2 separate regions of the Mus musculus genome follow, and region 1 is linked to region 2. The links are chromatin loops, found by intact Hi-C in ENCODE. Cell type or tissue: left cerebral cortex. All regions are shown on one strand. Links, peaks and the distances in the headings refer to the core of each region. The heading gives the core; the rest is flanking DNA.

The links. A loop is a pair of places that touch in the nucleus more often than their neighbours do. Peaks named below come from ENCODE experiments on the same cell type or tissue, not always from the same donor. Only the 100,000 strongest peaks of a DNase experiment are listed, where the experiment ranks them.
Region 1: a loop joins it to region 2, with 4 times the contacts of the local background. A loop is called at or near these places in 3 of 42 quality-filtered maps.

Annotation. Positions count from the first base shown.
Region 1 is chr2:80,184,229-80,189,612 of GRCm38, reverse strand. It overlaps a transcript of Pde1a not described here. Among named protein-coding and RNA genes, the nearest start is that of Pde1a, 58 kb to the right of the region's middle. In left cerebral cortex, for the core only: no CTCF peak of the experiment used is centred there; DNase peaks (open chromatin) are centred at 1,033, 1,908 and 2,474; H3K27ac peaks cover 3,236 bases.
Region 2 is chr2:80,124,743-80,130,076 of GRCm38, reverse strand. Pde1a (phosphodiesterase 1A, calmodulin-dependent) reads left to right here and starts at 665. Exons shown (of 16, transcript NM_001159582.1): 1 at 665-996; 2 at 1,233-1,343. The coding sequence starts at 1,243. In left cerebral cortex, for the core only: no CTCF peak of the experiment used is centred there; DNase peaks (open chromatin) are centred at 2,419, 3,288, 4,779, 5,034 and 3 more places; H3K4me3 peaks cover 3,668 bases; H3K27ac peaks cover 3,008 bases.

The DNA.
Region 1 (5,384 bases), core at 149-5,148, 60 kb before region 2:
GTAGGTTAAAAATCAGTGACAAAATGGGCAGGCAAAAGGCACTTCCACACACAAAATATGCTTCTCCTATGTTTTTCAAGATATCTTCAATTTAGAAACATTATTTTTTTATAAAGTATATTTTTGATCATATTCTTTCTCCTCCTCTACTCCTCTCAGACTCTCTCACCTCTTTATTCATTCAATTTCACAGTCTCTCTTAAAAAAATAAACCAAGAGGAAAGACAATATAAAACAAAAATAAAGTTTTGTTTTTCTATTTTTGAGGCTAGCTCAAAAAAAAAATCAATAAAAGAATAAACTCCCCAAAGCAACAAATGATTCTCACAAACCAAACCAAACACACACACACACACACACACACACACACACACACACTCACACACACACACACACACACACACACACACACACACACACACACACACAAGTTTCCTGAACTTGAAAGCTACGAGGAAGCAATATGTGGGAAGGTTTGAAGGAAGGAAGGAAGGGGAAATCATATCATTGTAATCTCAAACATAAAATAAAAAGCCAGGGAGTTCATTTTGTGCTCCTCCATCACTCCTGGTTATAGGTCCTACCTAGAGAATGGTTCAGATACCCACTGGCACTCCCTTGGCAAAAACTGATTTTCCCTTTCTCAACATGTAACAACTGAAAATGGCTTCTCGGTTGGAGAAAGGACTTTGTTGTATCCTTTTTTTTTCCTTGTGGGATTTTGTCAAGACATGTTTTATCTGAAGTTCGAGTGGTCTGGTATTTAGCTTCTCAAGTCTGCAGACATCAATAGCTTTTTAATAAATACTTACCATGCAGTGGGGACTGAAAATACTGGTACTGGACACTGACATTCAGACATGGTACAGAAGTGAAATAATATAGACAACTCAGTCCCAGGGGTGGGGACAAACAGACAAACAGACATGGATGACATCTGCAGAAATGAATTAGTCATTCTATATAATTATATATCTTCTTAGTAAAAGGTGCTGCTTGGCAGAGACTCCAAAGGAGTTTTCAAGCCCAACACAGATTCCTCCCACGGGTGTGACTCATCTCGGGAAGGATTATTCTGTCCTTATGTTAGTTAAGTGGATCTACTTTGTCTTTCCTTTAGACTACATCCCCTGAGAACTTCACTGGGGCAACTGTGGAGGGAGGGAGCTTCGGGTTGACCTCTGCCAGTCTCCTATGTTTCTGGTTCATCTCTTCCGATCACATTCATGAAACAAAGTTTGTTCTGTGAAACAAACAACGAAACAAACAGCATCTACTCCTTAGGCTTGATCCTGGTTTCTATGTGCAGGTGGCAGAGAAACCAGAGTCAACCTGACTGTAGTTTTTTGGATTACTGATAACAGTAATGACAGTAAAGCGTTTGGAAAAAATAACCTTTGTTTGAAACAACACTTAGAGGCATTATTCTTTGTCTGTAGTGGAAAATGTGCACTTTGAATCCCATTTTTCTGTCTCGTAGAGTTCCAACCATCAACAGCATAATTACTAAATGGTACTGAATGTGACTGTGTTGATTTGGTTTACCTAATGCTTCTCCAAGGCAGATACAGTCTTTATACTCAAGAGGAACAGAATTTTAAAATCAGAAATATAATTCATATCTGCCAGTATTCATAACTTGGAAGATTTTCAGTTGATAATAGCAACCTGAGAGCCTGCTTTTCCATTTTGTTTCATTTCTTACTCTGAAAATGGAAAACAAAATGGAGATAGGAGTAGGCTCAGGAGAAATTACAAAGAAATACTGGGTAATGTGAAGGACATAGACTAGGAGAACCCTAAAATAGCAAATGTTCATTGGAAATGTGATCAAGACCATCTGAGAACAGTTGCAACTGTGACAAAGATTACACCATAGCAGAGGTAGAGGAATGCCAAGCCTTGACAGGCTACAGAAATCTAGGTCCTGTGACTTCTTAAAATTGGTTCTTCCAAACCATGCTGTCACACCAAAAAGGTGGTGGACTGAAAATGGACCAGCAGAGTAGCAACCAAGAGGACCAGGCTGCAATGTTTAGCTTGCACTGTTAACCAGGGAAGAACACCAGGACAGAATGTCTCAGCTGCCTTATTGTTCAACACTATTTGAGAAAGCAAAAAGGTGGGAGCCTTGAAGTTTAGAAAGACAACTGAATTTAATATCATAAAATCTCATAACATTCTTTACACTAAAATCCTAGATACTATTGAGGTCAAAATCTCCAATAATGTTTCCAAGAGAATGAAGAAGACATTATTAACAGATACTTGAACATGACTGAGACTCAGTTGAGTAGATCAAAGTAGAAGAAGCAAACACGGAACAGATGCTTAGAAACTGTTCAACTTTTCCTCAATTGTTCAAACTTCTATGCAGTTAAAGTGAAGTATGTGAAAGTGTGAATGCGAGAAAATGGCTTTTTAATCCAAAAGTGATTCACCGTGCGGTTACCATGCCAAAACATAAAGGCAGAAAGAGACACCAGCTGCAAACTCTGGAGGTTCTTAGCACTCATCTCTGTTCTACTTAGTGCCAGCCAGGCCAGCTCAGAGACAAGAGGTAGAATCACTAATGACTCATCCATTCATGGGTTTGGGTGTTGATCCAGCTGTTGGATTGAAAGAGTGCTCATCATCTGTCACGAAGAGCTCTAGCTCTGGGCCATCTTCAGTGTGGTTTCCAGCACATTACACCTGTCTCCTAGGTCAATCCCTTGTTTTTCTTTTTTTTCCCTCCCTTCACTTTTCTTTCATTATCATGTTCTTACCAAAGCAAACATTTTAAATAGCCAATCCACTATCTTCCTTTTTAAAAAAATAAATACGATTTCTAGAGACAGAATGTTCTAGGCAAAGCAAATGTTTTAAATAGCCAATCCATTATCATTTTGATGCTTTTTGAAACAAATAGGATTTCTAAAGACAAAATTTCTAGGAAGTTTTTTTTTTAATTGCCTACTTAATTGTTGTATTTTAAGAATTTATTTTTCTCCAGCAACGGAAGAACAGGACATATTTCCACTCTAATAAGGCCTCATGGGCACTGATAATACAGTTAACAAGCAAGAGCCTATTTGAAACGTGTGTGTGTGTGTGTGTGTGTGTTTGTGTGTGTGTAAAGTCTTCTAGTTTGCTGACAAATTTAATGAATATAAGAATTTAACCTTGTGTATGAGGACAGAAGCTTCTCACTTAGACTCTGCAGTCTCACTTAATTTTATTTTTATTTTTATTTATTTACTTTTGAGACAATTTCTCTGTGTAGCCTTGGTTGTTCTGGAATTCATTCTAGACCAGACTGGCCTTGAACTCACATAGATTCTCCTTCCTCTATCTCTCAAGTGCTACAATGTCCTTTATAAACTCCTGTATAAACTCCAGAACTCTGAAGCTACCTGCCCTAATCCTAGTAGCAATGTCTATATCTAGATGTTGTCTTGTTTATCATATTCTAGTCCCTGCTTCTGCATCCCAAGGCTCCTTGTGTTTTATTCTGTTGGATATTTGGCCAATATTAACCTTTCTCTTGTCCTTTTGAGTTCAGATCCAAATGAGACTTACCTGTGGGAGATGATAAAGTAAAAATGAAGCTATGGGAACTGTATTACTGTGATGGGCTTCTTAACACATCACCCTTGACTTAACAGGCCAGGATGGAACAAACCTGGAAAGACTACTGTAGTGCTACAGTTTTCTCCTGGGGTGGAGAGTGGTTTACAACACTATGTCAGCATGTAAAACCAAAAGGAAAAACAATAGCAGCAGCAGCAGCAGCAGCAGCAGCAACAACAACAACAACAACAACAACAACAACAACAACAACAACAACAACACAGAACAGAAGGATGCTTGCTCAGACAAACTCCTAGGGCAGTTATTCTTTTGGGAGGAGCAATAGAAATGTTGCAGGAAATGCCAGAGCACAGGGACAAGCACTTCCCCTCCTGTCCCATCTCCTACTACAGCAGTTTGTAGGAACCTGTGGTTTCCAATCATGGAGCCTACTCTGCCAAGGCCTCTGAGAGCTAGTGAATGAAAGAAGACATCAGGAATAGATGGGAGGAATTCTACTCCATATACCCAAATCCCTTCCCTGGCTCCCTTTTCAGACTCTCTCAATGGATTCTTTGTAGGTCTTGCATATATTTTCACCCTTAAAGGAATTCTTCCTGGAAGCTATAGTCTTGGTAGCTATGTGCCCCAGACACATAGATTCTTCCAACACTTCCTGTATTATAAACAGCCAGCAGACATTAATGGCGGTATTCCACACAAGCTTGACTATTGGCCACAATCTACTATGGCTCTTAAAGGTTCAGGTGTGTTTCTTGCTGGGTGAGCACCCTCCCAATTATTCTTAGGGGTAAGGCCACTGTGTCACCTAGAGCTTTCCGGTTTTTTTGGTTCCTCTCTAAGTGGATTAGCAGGCTTAAGTCCACACCAGGAATAGAGAGGGTGGGACAGAATCTTGCCTTGAAAAATAGAAATTTCTTTTCTTGTTTCTTTCCTTGATTCATTGCTGCTTGCTTCTTTCTTTTTATCAGTGGATCAGGCATAAAAACCCCTTGCTAACCAATCCTGTTCTAGGGTAGGATTTTCATCTCAGATGACTCTATGTGGGTAGAATTATTTAATTTATTCACTTGATTTAGCCTAACCAGTATGTGGTTATATTTTATACTCTGCAGAGTCCCCGGACTACGTAACCATGGACAAGGACTAGCAGTCTTTTCTTGGGATGGTTTTCATTTTGCTAAGCCTTCACATAAACTAAGACTTAAACCCAAGCACCTCTCGGCACTGCCATATTCCAGCTGCTGCTGCTCACTGCTGCTGGTCAGGGTCTCCTGTTCCAGGCATCTCTTCCTATTCAGATTTCATTAACCAAATGCTGACTCTTTACACTGGCACACATTTTGGAACTGAAAACCTATTCATGTAAAAATATGTGTGTGCAGCAGCAAGATCATTTAGCAGGGTAGGTCTCTGGGTAAGGAAATGTCCATCTTGCAGTGCTAAAACCTTGCCTAATGGGTGCTTGTGCTGTTTACAATATTTGCATTTTTGCTGTTTCCAAGAAAGCCTAACCTTTAAGTTTTCCAGGTGCTAGTGTGAGAGGCCTGTGGGCACTATGAACCTGGGTCTCAATTATAGAACAAGCGTTAATTTTACTTGAAGTCAGAAGTATGGTTAGTTAACATTTGAAATACCCTAATCAGGAATACACCCACCACAAGCAGTTAGCATTTGAAAGACTCTAATCAAAAGTGCACTCTCCAGAGGCACCTGTTACCAGTGCTCTCAACACGTTGCTCTCTGATTAGCTCTAGTAGGTGTCCTAATTATAGCATAAGTGATGGTAGAAAATGGTATTTCTTGGTAAA
Region 2 (5,334 bases), core at 335-5,334:
AATGTCTTTGGATACATGAAGCCTTAAGAATCCAGGCAATGGGCAAACCCTGAAGGACAAATGAGCAAAATTGTGTGTGAGTCTCTGAATAAGAAGAGACAATACTTTGGAGGATATTTTTCTAAGCAGCTTGCAGATAGCAACAGATATTATGAAGGTCCACTCAGGATCTGTGCCTGTTTCAAAGAAAGCTCGCCATGTGTGGCAGTTTGGCAGACAATCAGTTCTGATTCCTTTTATGTCCACTTTCTCTCATTTTTCTCCTAACATGCACAAACACCACAGCATCATTTTCTCTAATCTCTCTTCTCAGCGTACACACACACACACACACACACACACACACACACACACACCCTTTGCCTTCAACACTCACACACATGCATTCACACCCATTTCATTTTATTTATTTTTTAATCCTCAAAGGATTCACAGAGCGGGCTGAACGCAGCTGCTGTGTTTTCCCTGGTTAAATTGGCAGTTACCCACTGTGTAGAGTTGCTAGGAGAAGATGAATAAGCACGATTCCAGCATCACTTGATGGACATACTCTCTCAATAACAACCTGTGGAGCTCTGGGGTCTGTCTCCTGTACGGCTCTATGTGTGACTCTTCTCCGTGTTTGTCATTAATATTGGCTGCATTTATTCAGGAAGTGTGCTGTATTTTTAAGTGCCGCTTCCAGATCAATTAAGAGACAAAAGCCTTGGTATTTAAACAGGCACTTTCTTCCCAGGGTGGTGCTGCTGGTACTGCTTCCTACCATCTGGTTTCTTATTACATCCTGCCCTGCTTCAGCTGCTAGAGAGGAATTCAGCTTCTTGTAGAGCGCGAAAGTCATTCACGTTTCTTTCGTGCATAATTGAGCTCGTAAACTGTAGAAATTCTGATGTGCTTCTGTGCACGGAACAGTTGCAGATGAGCTGCTTGGCAAATAGCCTGAGCAGTCGGTCAGTAGTACAGTAGCAGCTCACATGTGTGGATTGCTCCCGTGAGGTCAGAGCATCTGTTTATACTCTGTCTGCTTGGGTTGGTGGTGGTGGGGGCGTTGGTGATGTGAGCAGAGTATATGCCTGTCAAAGACGGCAGTTCTGGCAGAGCCTTCCTTCGGCTTTGCGTCCCTGAACTGTTTGGATGGCTAAGAGATGCTACTGTGTAACGCTTGAGATTTGTAACGGACTGAGGAATGCTTGTCCTAGCCGCTGAAACTGACTGCACCTGTGTTGTCCTAGGAACATCATCATGGGGTCTACTGATACGGACATCGAAGAATTGGAAAACGCCACTTACAAGTATCTCATTGGAGAACAGACCGAGAAGATGTGGCAGCGCCTGAAGGGAATGTGAGTAAGCTCTCCTGGTCTTATGTTATATTTTCCCCTCCATAAATAGCTGACCGTTAACACAAATAATTGTGGGTGTTATTTGACTTTGAGGTTTAGTGTTTCCTTTGCAGAAATTTTCTCTTGAAAACTAAAATATACCCATTTCAGCTAGCAACTTGTTGAAAGCAGTTTCTGGACCTGCATGTTTTGTATGGAGTAAGGTAAGGCTCTGTGAAATCACTTTTTGTTTACAGTCCAGGGCTTCTGCTCCCTGCTGTGTGTGTTGTTTAGATGTGTGCTTTAGATAAGCACAGGAGGGACTAGGAAATCAGCTTGCTTGGTCCTCACTGAAATAATTTCTCTCAGGTAAGTGGAGAGAGAAAAATAAGATGGAGATTTCTTTCTTTGAAAAAAAAACAAAGATGGGATTTGTAGAATCATAAATTGCATATTTATTCTGTGCTTATTCTACGATGGATAAACTAATATTTTAGTAAGAAAATTATTTGTGTGGCAAAACAACATGAAAAGCATATCAAACATATTAGAGCTTTGGTTTAAATTAGTGAGGAATTAAATTTCCATTCCTCACTAACTAGTAAAGTGCGAATTGCTTCCAGTGTACTGACCGGGTTCTTAACAATACAGAACAGGATGTACAGTGACTCGAAGCACGACTTGTAATTACCTGAATCCACTTTGGTTCTAGTGTTAGCACCTTGCTCATCACCCCCACCCCACCCCACCCCCACCCCCACCACCGTCAGTGTGTGTGAGAGTTCTGGCCAGTGCTTCACCACAGCACTGTTTATATGCTCCGTTTTAATCATAGCACCAGTTGTAAAAGCCGATGTAACATTTGGATAGAAATATGAATATTTGTAGGTCATTGGAATTTCTAAGTGTATTTTCATATCTCAGAATTAAGTGGGGCATTAGCTTTACAAAGATAACTGGAGGACCACAGTGCCCCGTAGATGGATTCCCATCTTTAATGCTGTCGCATGTTTACACAGTGTTTCATGAAAGGTAGTATATGGGCAAGCTTATGTCATCGCTTTTATAAAGGACAACTACATCAAACTTTGTTTAGAAGTCCAAATCCTCTCTACTCTTCTCCATCTGGACATAGAGTGCTCTCAGTGTATACATATTTTCCATTACATGAAGCAATCCATGGTATTGTGGTGCCTCGCATGAAAGCACCCCAATAATGCAAACAGCAGAGAATAACTTTTAAAAAGGAAGCCATTTTTATAGCCATTGAACGAACGAGAGATATCTGTTTCAAAGAGCCATTGGAGATTTAGAAGGCAGATTCTCTAGAGAAACAAATAATCCTGTCGAAACAAATAGTGGTTCACACAATTAATTAGCATAGATGCAAATTAAGCATCAGCAATTACCAGATGATTTGTGCTCTAACCTAGTGGATGAACATCTGTACTGGGCTGCTATAACTGAGATCACAACCCATTTAGATTCTTCCTTTACAGGACAGGATGTTTTGTTTGCTCTTGGTATATTGTTTTTCCTTAGTTACTCCGAGGCAAAAAGATACCCCGTAGTGACGTTAGAAATATGTCTTCAAACAACTAGAAAATTGATTCCGTGTTTACTCAACATTTTTGAGAAAAGTTCTCTAACTTTTCACCTTGTCGTTTGATGGCCGTTTCTAAGAGGGGTGATGAGGTCTCTCAGCAGCAGAGCTTCTGAGTTGACAGTGGATTACATCTCTGTGTGCACACGCTGTGTTCTTTTGGACCGATTGCTACACAGAATCACTTAATGATCTCCAGCCAGTTTAGTGTTTTAAAGCCATTCTTACTGACTGAAGTGACTCAGAGCTTTTGTATTCAAGCAGGAAGAAATTTGCATTTCGGTTCATTCCTTTTCCTTGCACTTTGACTTAAGACATTCTCAGAGTTCCTGGCTGAGGCTTGTCAAAGCAAGAAAGAAGCTCCAAGCTTAAAATCTGCATGACTAATGACAAGCAAATTGTTTAATTATGGTCTTTTGTGTAGTCTGCTTCCAATGCAGTGATGTGCGGGACTCCCCATCCCCTTGATGAAAATGCCTCACCTCTTTAAAACGCAATACTGACTCAAGCCGAATTCTCTCATCAGTGTTGCTCCTGGCTTCTACTTTTAAGTGTCTGCAGTGAAAATCCTGGCACTCATGAATGCTATTAAACAGTTCTGTAATGATTTCTTATTTTGATAAAATAGACTCAGTGCTCACTATTGGATATTTATTTGGAAAGGATTTTATTTGATTTTCTTTTATGATATCCAACTTTATAAACTTATTGCTGTTTTTCAGCAGGCTATACATTTTTAATTTGGCATACAATATGTACATTTTAAGGTTAAATTCAAGTGGAGATGAAAATAAATGAAATATTTATTCATGAAACATGGAAACACAAGCCACTACAGAAGATACTTGGATAGTCTTTCATAGGTATTTTTATATAGTATATTTTAGACAATTTTTAAAAAGTATTGTTTTGCCTTTTACCCCAGCTTACTTTAAAACTTATAATTTTCCTGCTCCATTCTCTCCAATGTTTGGATTGCAAGCATGCACTACCACAACTGGTTTGTATACTCAAAGAGCTTGCTGACAGGAGCCTGATACAGCTATCTCCTGAGAGGCTCTGCCAGTGCCTGAAAAATACAGAAGTGGATGCTCACAGTCCTCCATTGGACGGAGCATAGGGTCCTCCAGAAAGGAGCTAGAGAAAGTACCCAAGGAGCTGAAGAGGCTTGCAGCCCCATAAAAGGAACAACAGTATGAACTAACCAGTACCTGTAGAGCTCCCTGGGACTAAACCACCAGCCAAAGAAAACACATGGTGGGACTCATGGCTCTAGCTATATATGTAGCAGAGGATGGCCTAGTTGGTCATCAATGGGAGAAGAGGCCCTTAGTCCTGTGAAGGTTCTATGCCCTAGTGTAGGGGAATGCCAGGGCCAGGAAGCGGGAGTGGATGAATTGGTGAGCAGGAGGAGGGGGGAGGGGATAGGAGGTTTTCGGAGGGGAAACTAGGAAAAGGGATAGCATTTGAAATGTAAATAAAGAAAATATCTAATTAAAAAAAAGAAATAATGACAAATTTTGTAAAACATGTGGAAACATTGCTATTCTAAATTAAGCATCAATTTCTCTAGAGTACTTGGTTCATTTGTTTAATGAACCTTTTTAGTGTGCACATGTTTCAAGTGTGTGGATGCATCTACGGGTGTGCGCATATGTGTGTGCATGTATGTGTGTGTGCGCATATGGAGACCGGAGGTCGGAGTTTCTTCCTCGTTCACTTTTCAGCTTAGTTTCTGAGGCAAGATCTCACTGATCTCGGAGCTGACCAGTTTAGCTAGACTGGCTGGCAAGCGAACACCTGAATCCACCCATCTGTGCCTCTGCAGTTCCAGGATCACGAGCTGGCAGCCTTGGAGCTGGTTTCCCCATCGGTGTTGGGGATATCCAAATGTGGGTTCTTGTGCTTATATGGCAAGCACATTGCCAATGGAGCCATCTCCCAACTTCATCTATTAACCCCTTGGGGTCTGTTTTACTCAATGTTTGGGATACCGTATACGCTCATGTAACTCCTTATCTCTTGTTCCTTTTGGAGAGCAAAGGTAAAATAGTCTTGTCTCCATTCTCATGAAGACCTCCAAGCCTCACGCTGCCGATTTTTAGGTCAACGTTTTTCTCACCACTTTCATTTTATTTGCTGCCACTCAGAACAACAATTTAGCATCCTGACATGACTCCTCATCTTTGATGGTGGAAACACGAGCAGTAGCGGTGACATCAGACCCTGGGTAAAGCTGTAATTTGAAATCATCATACACTCGTTCTTAAGTTGTAAATAGTTCAGGGCTTAGGAAAGCCTTCCTTCCCATTTCTCATACCATTCCAGCAGCAAATTCAATCCCCTGCTCAGAAGTTCCTTGTGACTCTATAGCCTCAGCAGAATCTCACATATGAAGGATAGCTACCC